Linked DNA regions of Homo sapiens: all the other regions are linked to region 2. The links are chromatin contacts, found by Hi-C or POLR2A ChIA-PET in ENCODE. All regions are on one chromosome and are shown on one strand. The core of a region is the stretch at or near the end of the contact, and the rest is flanking DNA. Distances in the headings are between cores, read along the strand shown.

What was found. A loop is a pair of places that touch in the nucleus more often than their neighbours do. ChIA-PET counts read pairs that join two places held with the same protein, here RNA polymerase II (POLR2A). Pooled maps may share reads with other maps.
Region 1: a loop to region 2 is called in a map with no recorded cell type, with 5 times the contacts of the local background. The contact joins the promoter of IVD here to the promoter of FSIP1 in region 2. A Hi-C loop is called at or near these places in 1 of 168 maps with a recorded cell type or tissue (CD4-positive, alpha-beta T cell), 2 of 37 single-sample maps with no recorded cell type and 6 of 50 pooled maps. POLR2A ChIA-PET finds 5 or more read pairs at or near these places in 2 of 52 experiments (HCT116 and WTC11).
Region 3: a map of CD8-positive, alpha-beta T cell shows a loop between it and region 2 (4-fold over the local background). The contact joins the promoter of BAHD1 here to the promoter of FSIP1 in region 2. A Hi-C loop is called at or near these places in 1 of 168 maps with a recorded cell type or tissue (CD8-positive, alpha-beta T cell) and 10 of 50 pooled maps.
Region 4: POLR2A ChIA-PET joins it to region 2 with 11 read pairs in BJ. The contact joins the enhancer-like site here to the promoter of FSIP1 in region 2. POLR2A ChIA-PET finds 5 or more read pairs at or near these places in 2 of 52 experiments (A549 and BJ).

Annotation. Positions count from the first base shown.
Region 1 is chr15:40,404,221-40,407,326 of GRCh38, forward strand. It overlaps IVD (isovaleryl-CoA dehydrogenase), which reads left to right and starts at 1,575. Exons shown (of 12, transcript NM_002225.5): 1 at 1,575-1,751. The coding sequence starts at 1,608. RefSeq lists an enhancer at 2,780-3,106.
Region 2 is chr15:39,781,243-39,784,238 of GRCh38, forward strand. FSIP1 (fibrous sheath interacting protein 1) reads right to left here and starts at 1,599. Exons shown (of 12, transcript NM_152597.5): 1 at 1,386-1,599. It overlaps LOC105370941 (a long non-coding RNA gene), which reads left to right and starts at 1,664. Exons shown (of 1, transcript NR_135665.1): 1 at 1,664-2,996. RefSeq lists a silencer at 1,229-1,408 and an enhancer at 1,709-1,838.
Region 3 is chr15:40,439,550-40,442,803 of GRCh38, forward strand. It overlaps BAHD1 (bromo adjacent homology domain containing 1), which reads left to right and starts at 1,404. Exons shown (of 7, transcript NM_014952.5): 1 at 1,404-1,719. RefSeq lists enhancers at 110-647, 1,453-1,954, 1,955-2,454 and silencers at 1,110-1,779, 1,206-1,391, 1,840-1,899, 2,620-2,739, 2,760-2,829.
Region 4 is chr15:39,139,023-39,142,020 of GRCh38, forward strand. All of the region lies in intron 1 of LOC105370777 (a long non-coding RNA gene), which reads right to left. Among named protein-coding and RNA genes, the nearest start is that of LINC02915, 110 kb to the right of the region's middle. Within about 2 kb of position 1,434, at least 7 of the 41 ENCODE cell types and tissues checked have a DNase peak (open chromatin) inside an H3K27ac peak, as active enhancers do.

The DNA of each region.
Region 1 (3,106 bases), core at 325-2,824, 620 kb after region 2:
CATTGACACAACATGGAGGAGGAAAATAGAGCAAGTGGAGAGGGGATAGAGACTTAATTCCATCAGCTCCCCTCTTTCCCCTCACCACTCTTCCTTTCCCTGTGTCCCGAACCCGTGTTTCTAAGTCCTGACTGCTATTATTCTGGTGTATTAAATACATACTATTTACTATTTAATACATCTTTTGTTGTTGTTTGTTTTCTCAAATTTTTTGTGGAGACAGGGTCTCCCTATGTTGCACAGGATGGTCTTGGACTCCTGGCCTCGAGCGATCTTCCCACCTAAGCTCCCAAAGTCCTAGGATTACAGGCATGAGCAACCATGCCCAGCCTATTTAATACATCTTATTTAATATATAGTATAATACGTAAATATGTACTATTTAATATTTAACACATATTAAATACAAATGGTCCCCAACTTACAATAGTTCAACTTAAGATTTTTCAACTTTATGATGGTGTGAAAGTGATAGACATTGAATAGAAACTGTACAATATTCAATAAATGATATCTAACACTGTCTTATAAAATATGCTTTGTGTTACATGATTGTGCCGTTATAAGCTATTATAAGTGTTCCAAGTACGTTTAAGGTCCACTAGTCTAAGCTATGATGTTTGGTAGGTTAGGTGTTTTTTTGTTTTCTGTTTTGAGACGGAGTGTCACTCTTGTTGCCCAGGCTGGAGTGCAATGGCGTGATCTCAGCTCACCGCAACCTCCACCTCCCGGGTTCAAGCGATTCTCCTGCCTCAACCTCCTGAGTAGCTGGGATTACAGGCATGCACCACCACGCCCAGCTAATTTTTGTATTTGTAGTAGAGACAGGATTTCTCCATGTTGGCCAGGCTGGTCTAAAACTCTCCGCCTCAGGTGACTCACCCGCCTCGGCCTCCCAAAGTGCTGGGATTACAGGTGTGAGCCATCATGCCCGGCCTAAGTGTATTTTCAAAGTGCATTTTTGACTTACAATATTTTCCATTTATGATGGGTTTATCGAGAAGTAACCCCACTGTAAATCGAGGCGCATCTCCAATCTAGAAGGCAGCTACTCCTTAATAACCCCTTTCCCATAAAACATGAATCTAAATCTACAAACCTTGTTATATAATAAAGCAAGATGTACTCTGTTATGATCAGTGTGCACGTTAGAGCAAGCACTACTTTTCCGATCTTAATTATTCCAGAGATGCTTGACCAATTTACTGGGTACGTGGGCAGTTTTCTGATTGCTGTTTCCACACTCTGCTTTCCCACAGAGAGATTTCCGCAGTTAGGGGCTGCTATTTCAACGCAGGGAGATAAAAAGAAAAAAACACTTGCTCTTCTACCCCGCTAAAAACACTCATCCTAGGGAGCACGCCAGCATTTGCAGCGTTCGGGGCAGGGCCACTCGGCCTGCGGCCGTTGCACTGGCTGGAAGCTGGCAGGCGATCACGGTTGATTGGCTCGGGTGCGGTCCAAGGGCAGCAACGCCTTCGGCGGGCCGCCTAGGGTGATTGGCTGCTGCAGCCCACCCCCTAGCCGGTTTGGTGGGCGGCGAAGCCTGGATTGGTGGAGCTAAGAGCTGGCTCAGTTTCAGCGCTGGCTCTTCGTGCATGGCAGAGATGGCGACTGCGACTCGGCTGCTGGGGTGGCGTGTGGCGAGCTGGAGGCTGCGGCCGCCGCTTGCCGGCTTCGTTTCCCAGCGGGCCCACTCGCTTTTGCCCGTGGACGATGCAATCAATGGGCTAAGCGAGGAGCAGAGGCAGGTGAGGAGACTGACCCCCTTCCTGGCCCCAAGGCCTCCTTCCTGCCTGGTCCCCAAGGCCTCCTTCCTGCCTGGTCCCCATCGGCCCAGCGCCCACCCAGCCTTGGCTTTTGCCCGTGGGCCGTTGGGAGCGCCAGCGCGGGGGCGGGACGCGGGGCCTCCGACCTCGGGTCCAGTCCTCTGACCTCGGCCTCACGTCTGTGGAGTGAAGATTTGAGACCGTGGGACAGTACTGCTGGAAGTAGAGAGGAGGAGTCGAGGCTGGGAGAGCTCCTGAGAGACTGATGGTGTTTTGGTGGAGGATTGGCCAGGCTACCTACCGCTTGTGGCACAAGGGCCCTCAATCTGTATGTAGTTCACTTACACCTGAACAGGCTGAGGTATGCTTCTCACACCTGGGTGGTCATCGTAATCACCAGGGAGTCTTTTTTGTATAAACAGTTTGGGGGTTTTAAAAAGCCACAGTGAGCTCTCCTGTCGCTCTTCAGCCCATTGGGTCAAAACACAAAAGTTGAACAAGTACTTGAAAGAAGTAGTTGGAGGCCAGGCGCCGTGGCTCACACCTGTAATCCTAGCACTTTGGGAGGCCGAGGTGGGAGGATTGTTTGAGCTCAGGGGTTTGAGATCAGCCTAAGCAACATAGCCAGACCCCCATCTCATAAAAAATAGAAAAGAAGACGAAGTAGTATTTACAAATGGAGCAGAACCAGAGTCCTTCCTGAGGTTTCACTTGGAGGCTGGATGGAGTTGGCGGAGGTATGAGCCTCCCAGCAACTCCGTAGTTTATGTTTATAGCCAGCGAGCGCTCAGAGCTTCCGTGAACCACCTCAAGTGGAAAGGGTTCAATCCCTATTCTCAAGCTTTCCTGGCAAGAGGAGTTTCTTTTCTTTTTTCTTTTTTTTTTTTTTTTGAGACGGAGTTTCACTCTTGTTGCCCAGGCTGGAGTGTAATGGCGCGATCTCCGCTCACCACAACGTCCGCCTCCCGGGTTCAAGTGATTCTCCTGCCTCAGCCTCCCAGGTAGCTGGGATTACAGGCATGCACCACCACGCCCGGCTAATTTTGTGTTTTTAGTAGAGACGGAGTTTCTCCATGTTGGTCAGGCTGGTCTCAAACTCCCAACCTCAGGTGATCCTCCTGCCTCGGCCTCCCAAAGTGCTGGGATTACAGGCATGAGCCACCATGCCCAGCCGCCAAGAGGCGTTTCTAATCTCTTTGGGTAATCAGACCCTTTTAGCCAAAGGTTCGGGGGCTTAAAAGAGCCTGACAACTATTGAGATCTGGCAGCTGCCTGGAATGCAGCTGGAGCACAGAGGGTGGGAGGTGGGAAGGTGCTGGGGAAGCTAGGAGAGTCAG
Region 2 (2,996 bases), core at 349-2,848:
TAAAATAAAAATCACAATGAGATACCACTACACACCTATTCAAATGACAAAAATTAATTTTTTAGAAAACTGACAATACCAAGTGCTGACAAAGTTGGAGAGCAACTGTAACACTCATATTGCCAATGACAATGCAAAATCATCACTTTTCAAAACTGCTTAGCAGTTTCTTATAAAGTTAAACATATATTTACCATATGACTCCACAATCTCATTCATATTTACCCAAGAAATGAAAACATATTCACACACACAAAAAAAAACCTGTACATGAATATTTATACCAGCTTCATCAATAATAGCCAACAACTGGAAAGAACTCATCCAAATATGCCTCAAGTAGGAAATGGATAAATATACTACCGTAGATCCATACAATGGACTATTACTCAGCAACATAAAGGAACAACTGATACACAGAACATGAATGAATAGCAACTGCATGATGCTAAGCTGAAAGAAGCCTGATTCAAAAGGCCACAGGGTGTTTGCTTCCATCAATATGACATTCTGGAATAGGCAAAATTACAGGAACAAAAAACTAGGAAGTTGTTGCCAGGGATGGCGTTAGGGGAGGGATTAAATACAAAGAGCACTAGGGAATTTGGGGTTCATGATGAAACTTCCGTATGCTGATTGTGGTGGTTGGTAATTACATAACTGTATACATTTGTCAAAACTCACAGAACTGTAGATTAAATGGGTGAGGCTTACCATAAGTAAGTTATACCTCAATTTTAAGTTAATATATTTGTGCCAATCTTTCTTTAGTTATGCTCATACATCCATAAAATATATTAGAATTGCTGAGTCAAAGAACACTTATGTTTCAAATTTTGGTAGTTCGCCAAATTGTACTCCAAAAAGGCTGCACCAAATTACACTACTTCCCCTACACTGGGCTGGGGCCCATCTGGTTATGTCAAAGCTGTTTCATCTTCTCCAGTCTCATAGGTGTAAAAGGTATCTGTGAATTTGGTTTACATTTCTTCACGAGAAAAGTTGAGTCTCTAATCAATTGTTTGCTGTTTGCATCTTTTTATTTTTCCTGTGAAATGCCTATTTGCATCCTTTGCCGTTTACGGTCTAGTTTAAATGGCTGGTGATCAGTTCTAGATCTTGGTGGGAAGATCCAAATCTCGGGAAAGTAGAAGCCTTGGTTACAGGTCCTAATGTTAGGTGATTCCTGGAGAAATAGCCTCCGCGGAGGCAGAAGCCGCTGGGGCCCCGCCCCCAATGAGCCCGCCCCCGCCCTCTCATTGGCCCTGTCCGCTCTCCCTGACAGTCCATCTACATGCCAAGCGGCCCGACGCAGCTCCGCCCCGCCCACTCCTCGGCGCACCGCCCCGCGACCGAGCTCCGCCCTCATCTGCGCGGCCCCTCACCTTCCCGCCGGGCCTCCTCGAGGAACTGGCCGCCGTCAGTCAGGGCGCAGATGGCCGCAGAAGCGCGCCGCAGACACTCGCCGCGCCAGCCACTTACCCCCAGAGGAGAGGGGTCTCTCCCGCCACCTCAGCCTCTCTGGTAGTGGAAGAAGCCGCCGGTCCAGATCCCTCCTGCCTGTGGGACCGCTGTTTCCCTGGCAACCAGATGCGCGATGCTTCCGGTCTCGCGATAGCGGAAAGGGCTGTACCATCCGGAAATGGGACCGGGGCCGGCGGCTGTTGGAGCCCTGCGAGCTGGGACGGCCGGCGTGTGTCCTTCCGTCTTCGCTGCCGACGGTGGGGGTTGGGAGCGATTTTTCGTCTTTAGGTTGGATTCGGAACGCGGACGTCTGGATGCTTGTGTATCTCTGTCCCTCATATTGCTGTGATGCCTTACAGGTCAGTTATCCTCTCCGAGCACAGTTTCCTCCTCCGTAAAATGGGAACAATAATAATTCCCTTCTTACAAGACTTGTGCAGCTCAAAAAGACCATGTATGTGAAGCTCTAGTAAATTTGGGGTGCTATGGAAATTTTAAAAATATGAGTTTTGCACAGATTCGGCTACAGTCCAAAAAGAGTTATAATTGCTTTTTGCACCTTCTTTCATTTCGTAGTTTCTCTAATTCTCAGTGCACGAAAATTATTTCCCTACGTCCACAAACTGATTTTCCTCACCTCCATTGCCATCATTTCTCCTGCTTTCCAGTCTGAACAGCACATTACCGTTTACAGGGCATTTTCACATTCATGGCCCCTTTGTCCTCATTGTTTTAACTAGGTACGATGTGGTTTTTTTTCAGCGAAGCAAATAGTCGTAGGCTGAGTTGCCGAAAGAACACAGCTGCAGTCTAGGCGAGTGCTGGGTATAAAAACCTGGCTATAAATGCCATCCCTATGCTCCTGAATCCTGCATCTTATCACCAGCCCAGACTTCCCTGAACTCCAGACTCCTTTACCTAACTGCCTATTTGGCATATCCACTTAGATGTGTAAGCATCTCAAACTTAACACGGGAAAAAACAACTTCTCCAGAGTCCCCCACCCACTTTCTATCCATCTCAGCAAATGGTAATTTCAGCCTGCCATGCCTAGACCAAAAACCTTGGAGTCATCCTCAATTCTTCTTCCTCTCTCACTCTACAATCTATTTGTCCTATCAGCTCAACATTCAAAATATATTCAGAATCCAAACATTCGTCACAACTTCAGTGCTTCCATTCAGGTTCATACTGACATCATCTCTAAATGATAAGGCTTTCTGTTGGCTCTCTGACCTCCACTCCTACCTACTGCTTTCCCCTGGTAAACCTGGTTCCAGCCTCACTGTCCTCATTGTTAGTGTTTCTGTGCAGGGATTTCTTCCCAGCATTTCTCAGGGAATTTATGTGGCTTTCCAAATCTCAAAAGAAAAAAAGTTGCAAACTGAAGAAAATGGGAGAAAGTATCCTAATCCTCCTATGAGAATTAAAACTTAGCAGCCGACCTAGAGATGTTACTGAAGAAATTCACCAATGTCAAGTTGAAAACCAGCACAGGAAATGCTGAGTTCGAGGTTGAGGTGAACATTTTC
Region 3 (3,254 bases), core at 154-2,653, 660 kb after region 2:
CTGGGTGCCTCTCTCTGCCCAAGGCGTTCCTGGGGCCCAGCCCCTCCCTGGGCTGCTCCAGCGCTCTGGTGACTTGACACTACCCTTTCTGCCGCTGCTCCTTTTACCTCCTAAAGCTCCCCTCCCCCGCCTGAATTGGGAATGAGGCTTTGTTCAGGGGTGAACTCAGCATTTCTCGAGAACCTACTGTGTGCATATCCCGGGCTTAGTGAAGTCCTAGGCGGGCTCTGGCACCACCAGGTGCCCAAGACACAGCTCCTTCCCGCACCTAACAGGGACTTCCCATCTCTCTCTGTGCCCTTAGCCTGCTGTGCCCACCCACCCCACTGACCCCGCGAGCGTGCTCGGGCTTGGGAGGGCACGTCTGTGGGGGTGAGAGACGGAGCCACAGCATTTGGTGACTAGGGGGAAGCCAGGTAAGTGTCTACACTTGGTTCTCCCGTAGCTTGGGGACGCGAGGGAGGGAGTCCAGCCGCTCCTGTCAGGCTGCCCGCCCCTTTCTCCCTCCCCCGGAGAGCTCTGATGTTCCCCGCGGTGGTGGAAGAGGGTGTGTGGGTGTCAAGGACTCACAGACCAGGCTCTGCTGTCAGCTGGAAATGGATGAGGGCTCCACACTCTGCTTCTGAAGAGGGTGAATTAGGAGCTGGGGTTGGGGGCGGTAGGTGAAGGGCAGAAAGAGGAAAAAGAGATGCGGGTGAGGGGTTACCGAGCCAGGACCGACCTTGCTGGAAAGGAAAGGAGACGTGGCAGGCAGGGAAGTCGGAAAGATGAGGCAAGGGCGGGAGGGGCTTCTCAGCAGTCGGGGCCCTTTTGCAGGAGTCTGGGGCCCTTTCTGCAGGAAAGGGGGGTTGTTCTCGCTTGATTTTCGGCTGGTCTTCCTGAAGCTTTGCCCTGGGGGCAGCAGCCTCCGGCGAGGATGGGGTGTTCCTCGGCCCGCAGTTTTCTCCAGCGCGTGCTGGGGAGGATTTGGGGGAAAGGGGATGCGGAGGGGTGATGGCCAGGGCGGGGGGAGATAAGATTTTTCCGGGGGGGCTAGCAGCTGGGAGATTGGGGTCGAGTCACCGTGGGATACGGGCTCAGGTTCTGAAGACGAAGAGAAAAATCCAAGAAGCCGGCAAAGAAAATCACCCCTTGCCACCACCCTTGGCACGGCACCCCTCCCCCAAGGCCCCACCACTCCCCGCACCGCCTCCCCCGGCCGCCTCGTGCTGCCCCCTGCGTTGGGACGACCGACCCACGGTTCTGATTGGTCAGAGACCGGGAGGGGGAGCCGAGGGCCGGATTGGCTGGCGGAGCCAGCGCAGGGCGGGGCGGCTGATTGGCGGAGCTGGCCGAGGGGCGCGCTGCTGATTGGCTGGGGACGAGGAAGCAGGAAGGAGGGCGGCGGAGGCTCCGCTCTCGGGGAGTTTGTGGGGGAACCGCGAGCGGCGTAGCGGATCCCGGAGCCCGGCCCCCGCCGCCCGCCCGTCCGGCTGCCTGCCCCGCCCGTCCGGCCCCCGCCGTCCGCCCGCCCCGGCCAGGCGCGCCCGCCCCCCCCGACGGCCCCGCCCGGCCGCGGTCCCCGCTCCGCCCGCCCGGCCCCGGCCCCCAGGAGGAGGCGCTGACGCAGCAGCGTGGAGCCCGGGAATTGAGCGCCCCCGGGGGGTTCCAGCCGCCGGATTCCAGCCCGGCCGGGGCCTGCGGGCGCCCAGAGCCGCGCCGTCCGCGCCGCCCGTTCTGGTGAGTCAGGGGCCGGGGTCGAGGAGGGGGAAGGGGCGAGCTGGAGGGAGGGAGCGAGCGAGGTAGGCAGAAGAGCGAAGGGGGAGAGCACCGGCCGCCCGTCAGCGCGCCCCACCGAGCGCGCCGCGCCACCGCCCCCGCCAGCCCGGGAAGGGACGGACGGACGGACGACGCGAAGCAGGTGCGGCCGCCCGCCCGCTCGCGCCACCTCCCTCCCCTGGGTCCGGCACCACGGTCCCGCCATCGGGGAACGCGGCGCGCCTCGAGGTGACAGCCCCCGGGGGCCGCCCGCCTTGCAGGCCGGGGGCGGGGTGGGTGGCGGCCGCAGGGTGGCAGCTCGGCCGGGCGGCGGCGGCGCGGGCGTCCCGAGCTGCGGAGGGCGGGAGGACGCCGGTCTTTCCTCGCCGCGGCGGAGCCGGCTCGCCTCCGAGTGCGCGGGCGGCGAGGCCCCCGCCGCGCCCCCTCCCCCATCGCGGTCCCCGAGGCAAGGGGCCGCGGCCGGGGGCGGCGCCGCGGGATCGCCCGCTCAGGGTGGGGGGCGCCCTCCCGCGCTGGGAGCTGACCGGTTATTGCTGGATGGGGGGCAGGGGATGAGGGCCGCGCCGGGCCGGGGGCGGCAGGGGGGAGTAGTGTAGACCCGACTCGATCGGGCTGAGAGGAAGGGAGGCGCCGAAGACGGAAGGGGACCGGTTCGAAAAGCGAGTGTGGGCCGCGGGAGGCCCTGCGGGGACCTTGCGGGGCGGCGGCCGAGTCCGAGGTGTGGCGGGGGGAATCGAAGTTGTCAGACCGCCTCCAAGTGACAGCGGGACCCTGTGCTCGCGGCCCGGCCTGGTCTTGCCCTGCTCGCTCCGCCGCCTCTCTTCTGGGGCTGGGGGCCGGGTCAGGTCGGGCCCGAGGGGCTCGCTTGGCGGTGAAGCGCCGGACAAAGGCGGCGCCGGAGCGGGCGCAGGTGGTGGCGTCGGGGAGGGGAGCGGGTCCGAGGCACCCACTCCGAGGGGCGGGCGACGGGGCCGGACTCTGCCCCGGGGACTGCGGGGGCCGGGGCGCCCGCCGGGAGGAGCTGCGGCACTGGCTTGCCGCTCTAGCCGCTCGCTGTTGGCCTCGAGGCTCTGGGAAGTGGGGTCTACTTGCCGGGGGCCGAGGGGCCGGGGTGGGGGTGTATGCTCATGATGTGCCTTGGCTGGTGGCGACGGGGTTGCTACTCACCGAGGCGACAGACCCAGTGAGCCGCTGTAGAGCCTGTCAAGAATGAGGGGTTTTTCAACAAGCAGAGTCTGCCTACAGGCAGAAGTCTAACCCCACCTGGGACATCTCCTAGTCGCCCATTGTCGACAGTGTTAGAAGTGCAGAAGACTAGTTTGATTAGGACAAGAGACACCCCACCCCGTGGGCTCCCGCCAGCCCTCCGCAGCTGCCTCCAGCACTTTTCCTTAGCCACAAAGGTACCCACTTAGAAAAATGAGAAGCTGAGTTTATAAATCCAGGCAGGAATTTAATAATGAAATAAAAAGCTTTCCAGTCCTTTTACTTTGTGC
Region 4 (2,998 bases), core at 184-2,683, 640 kb before region 2:
AAATGTTCTTTTGATTTGAGCAATGTAAAAGAGATCCTTCTGGTAAAGGAACTGTCCTGTATCTTGACTCAAGTGATAGAGACACAAACCTATGCATGTGATAGAATTACATAGGAGTAAATATACAAATGAGTATGAGTATAGGTAAGCTAGGGAAGTCTGAATATCTAGATAAGATCAATGGGTTGTGTCAATGCCAATATCCTGGTTGATATTTAATTGTGGTTTTGCACAGAACTTTTGCGAGTTGGGGCAAACTAGGTAAAGGGAATGTGGAAATTCTTTATATTATTTCTTACAATAGCTTGTGAGTCTACAATTGTCTCAAAACCATTAAAATAAAATGACAATTTATTTACTTACAAGAGGTTTCATAATGCCTTGGGATTGTGAGACAACTGAACATTAAGGGTGATTAATCAATGACACTGTTAACCCTTCAAAATCTCTTTTGGATATACAACTTGTACCCTAAAACTTAAAGTATAATTAAAAAAAAAAATCAAAAAAAAAAAAAAAAGATTTCCCAAAACCCAAAGTGACACAGAGAAAAAGATATGATAAAATGGCCCTTGGCTGGAATTTGCCTTGGAGCTACTTTCTGCTTTCTCTCCTCTAATATTTGCCACAGTGGCGTTGTTGCATACCATGAGGAAAATTGGATAGCAGGACATTCAAACATATTTCTGCATTCATTTTTTATAAGGCTATAGAGATATTACTGAAGTTTCCTTTTGTCTTTTGTCAACTAATAAGAAATATGTTTCCAAATCAGATGCTAAAATTCCAGGAAAATGTTTGATTCATGGTGGTGTTGGTTCATTTCCCTGTATAGTAATAATAATGTAATAGTAATAGTACTAATACTTGTTGTTTGTGTGGTTAATGTTGTCACTGTACTAGGGGCTTTCCACAGTCCAGAACCTGGTCAAAGCATTTGCTATTCAAATAAACTATTTTCCTGTGAATTGTCTTCAGTACCATGGAAACGCTATTACAGCCCCTCTAAACTGGGAATGGCTGGCATAGGAGCAGCCCCAGGAGGGTAAGGTCAGGACCACGCAGATGTGACTGCTGCTCTGCTCGCCCTGCAGTGATAAGAGCACAGCTGTGGGAAAGCCAGAGCATCTGTTGTGAGTCACCAAGTGCAAACAGGATGATAACAGAGTTAGGATCAGAAAACAACATACCTTCTGAGACACAGAAGGCAGCACACCACAGAACACTGGCTCCTTTCTACAGAAAAAGGAAACCAAGCAATGTTCCTTCAGCAAGTTGGCCTGTGCTCATGTGTCTGTTTCCTTCTGTTGGGTCTAGTTGGTCCCTATCAAAACAGAACCCCTTTCCTCTGAATTTGAGCTGACTTGAAGATAGGCTGGATGCCACTTACAGCATCTGTGGGGACTCCAGAAAGAGACTCCCTTCCTTTCCCTATAGCACTCCATATATGGCTATGGCATCCAGCCTTAAGGGATTGTGGTTAAGAGCAGATGCTGGCTTTCCTGGAATGGACACTGGCCATCGTTACTCATGAATCAAGCCTTCCTCTCTTAAGGGTGCTGGTCTTTTCTATATATAGATTGTTTAACTGGGGCTACATTTATCCCCTAGAAAAGGAGAGTTGCATATATAACAGTACGGATTTTTCCTGAATTGACCCCTAACTTACTAAGCTTCGGAACAAGCAATCTATTTTTCATGACTTAATTTTATAAAATTTACACATATATACATACACACACACATACGTGTTTTCACATATAACTCCATATATTTTAATACTATTTTTTCCTTCCCCACTACATTCCTACAAACATTTTTCTCCTTTTTTCAACTTAATTCGATGACATATCCCACTGGCTTCTCTTTATGTCCCTTCTTCTGTATCATTCACACCTGTTCATCCTCTGCCTTATGTATTACTACATTCAAACTTCTTACTAACACATTGTATAATACTTTTAGTCACATTTGCTTGCACACCTTCACTCTCACCCAACTTCTCTTTCACACATACACACACACACACACACACACATCACACATCACACATACACACTCACATGTACTCTCCAGATCCCAGTCTGCTCTTGGTTCCTCGAGCTGGCCTTGACAGTCTCCAGCTAGTGTAGCCACTGATTTTTTGCTACCAATAGCCACAAGCATAAAACAAAAATGGGCTGGGGCTAGATGGAACTAGGCAGTCGTGGGGCAAGCTGGCAGAACACTGAGGGGAAAGATGGTTCTAAAACCTCTCCAGCTGGGGCTGAGAAGTGCTGGCGCAGCAGGAGAGAGTGGGAAAGCCTGTCTAAGGTCAGCAGCCTGACCTGGCAATCAGGACACTGAAAGCCACAGACAAGGTGTGGGTGGGTGGGCAGAGCGGGGGGTGCACAGGGGTATTGGAATTGAAAAGAAGCTGAAGTAAGAAAAGTTAGAAATGATCATGAATTGATTACTTATTACCAGTTAGGCACTGGGCTCTACATTTTCAGATATTTACTGTTTACTTTTTACTGCAAACATGTGAAGGAGATGATCATTATTTTGCAGATGAAGTTCAAAGAGTGTAATATTTAACCAGCTCTGTATAGAGAAAGTAGAGGATTCGGGTGCACTCCTGAAGCAGTGATTTGAATATATTTGTTTTCATTTGGGATACTCTTGCTCTCATTCACATGTTATGGGCTGGCTATGGTGAGAAAAGAGAAGCTCTGGGTGTTGGCATTAGGAGATGGTGTTCAGCTTCAGGAGAAGCTGCCCAGGCCTCTGAAGAACAGACACTGGAAACCAGAGGCAGAGCAAATACCCCTACTTCTTAAGCAAGGATTGCTGGTTTTTGCCCTGCCTTTCGCATACATACTTCCCAAAGGGCAAAGCACTGCTTTAAAAAACAAATAAACGAAAACAAAAGACTTTGAGACAAGGTTTTATTCTATGCTTAGTCCTGACTTCTAGAGGTTGCCATGACCCAGCGGTTGGAATTGGGATGTGCGGAGTG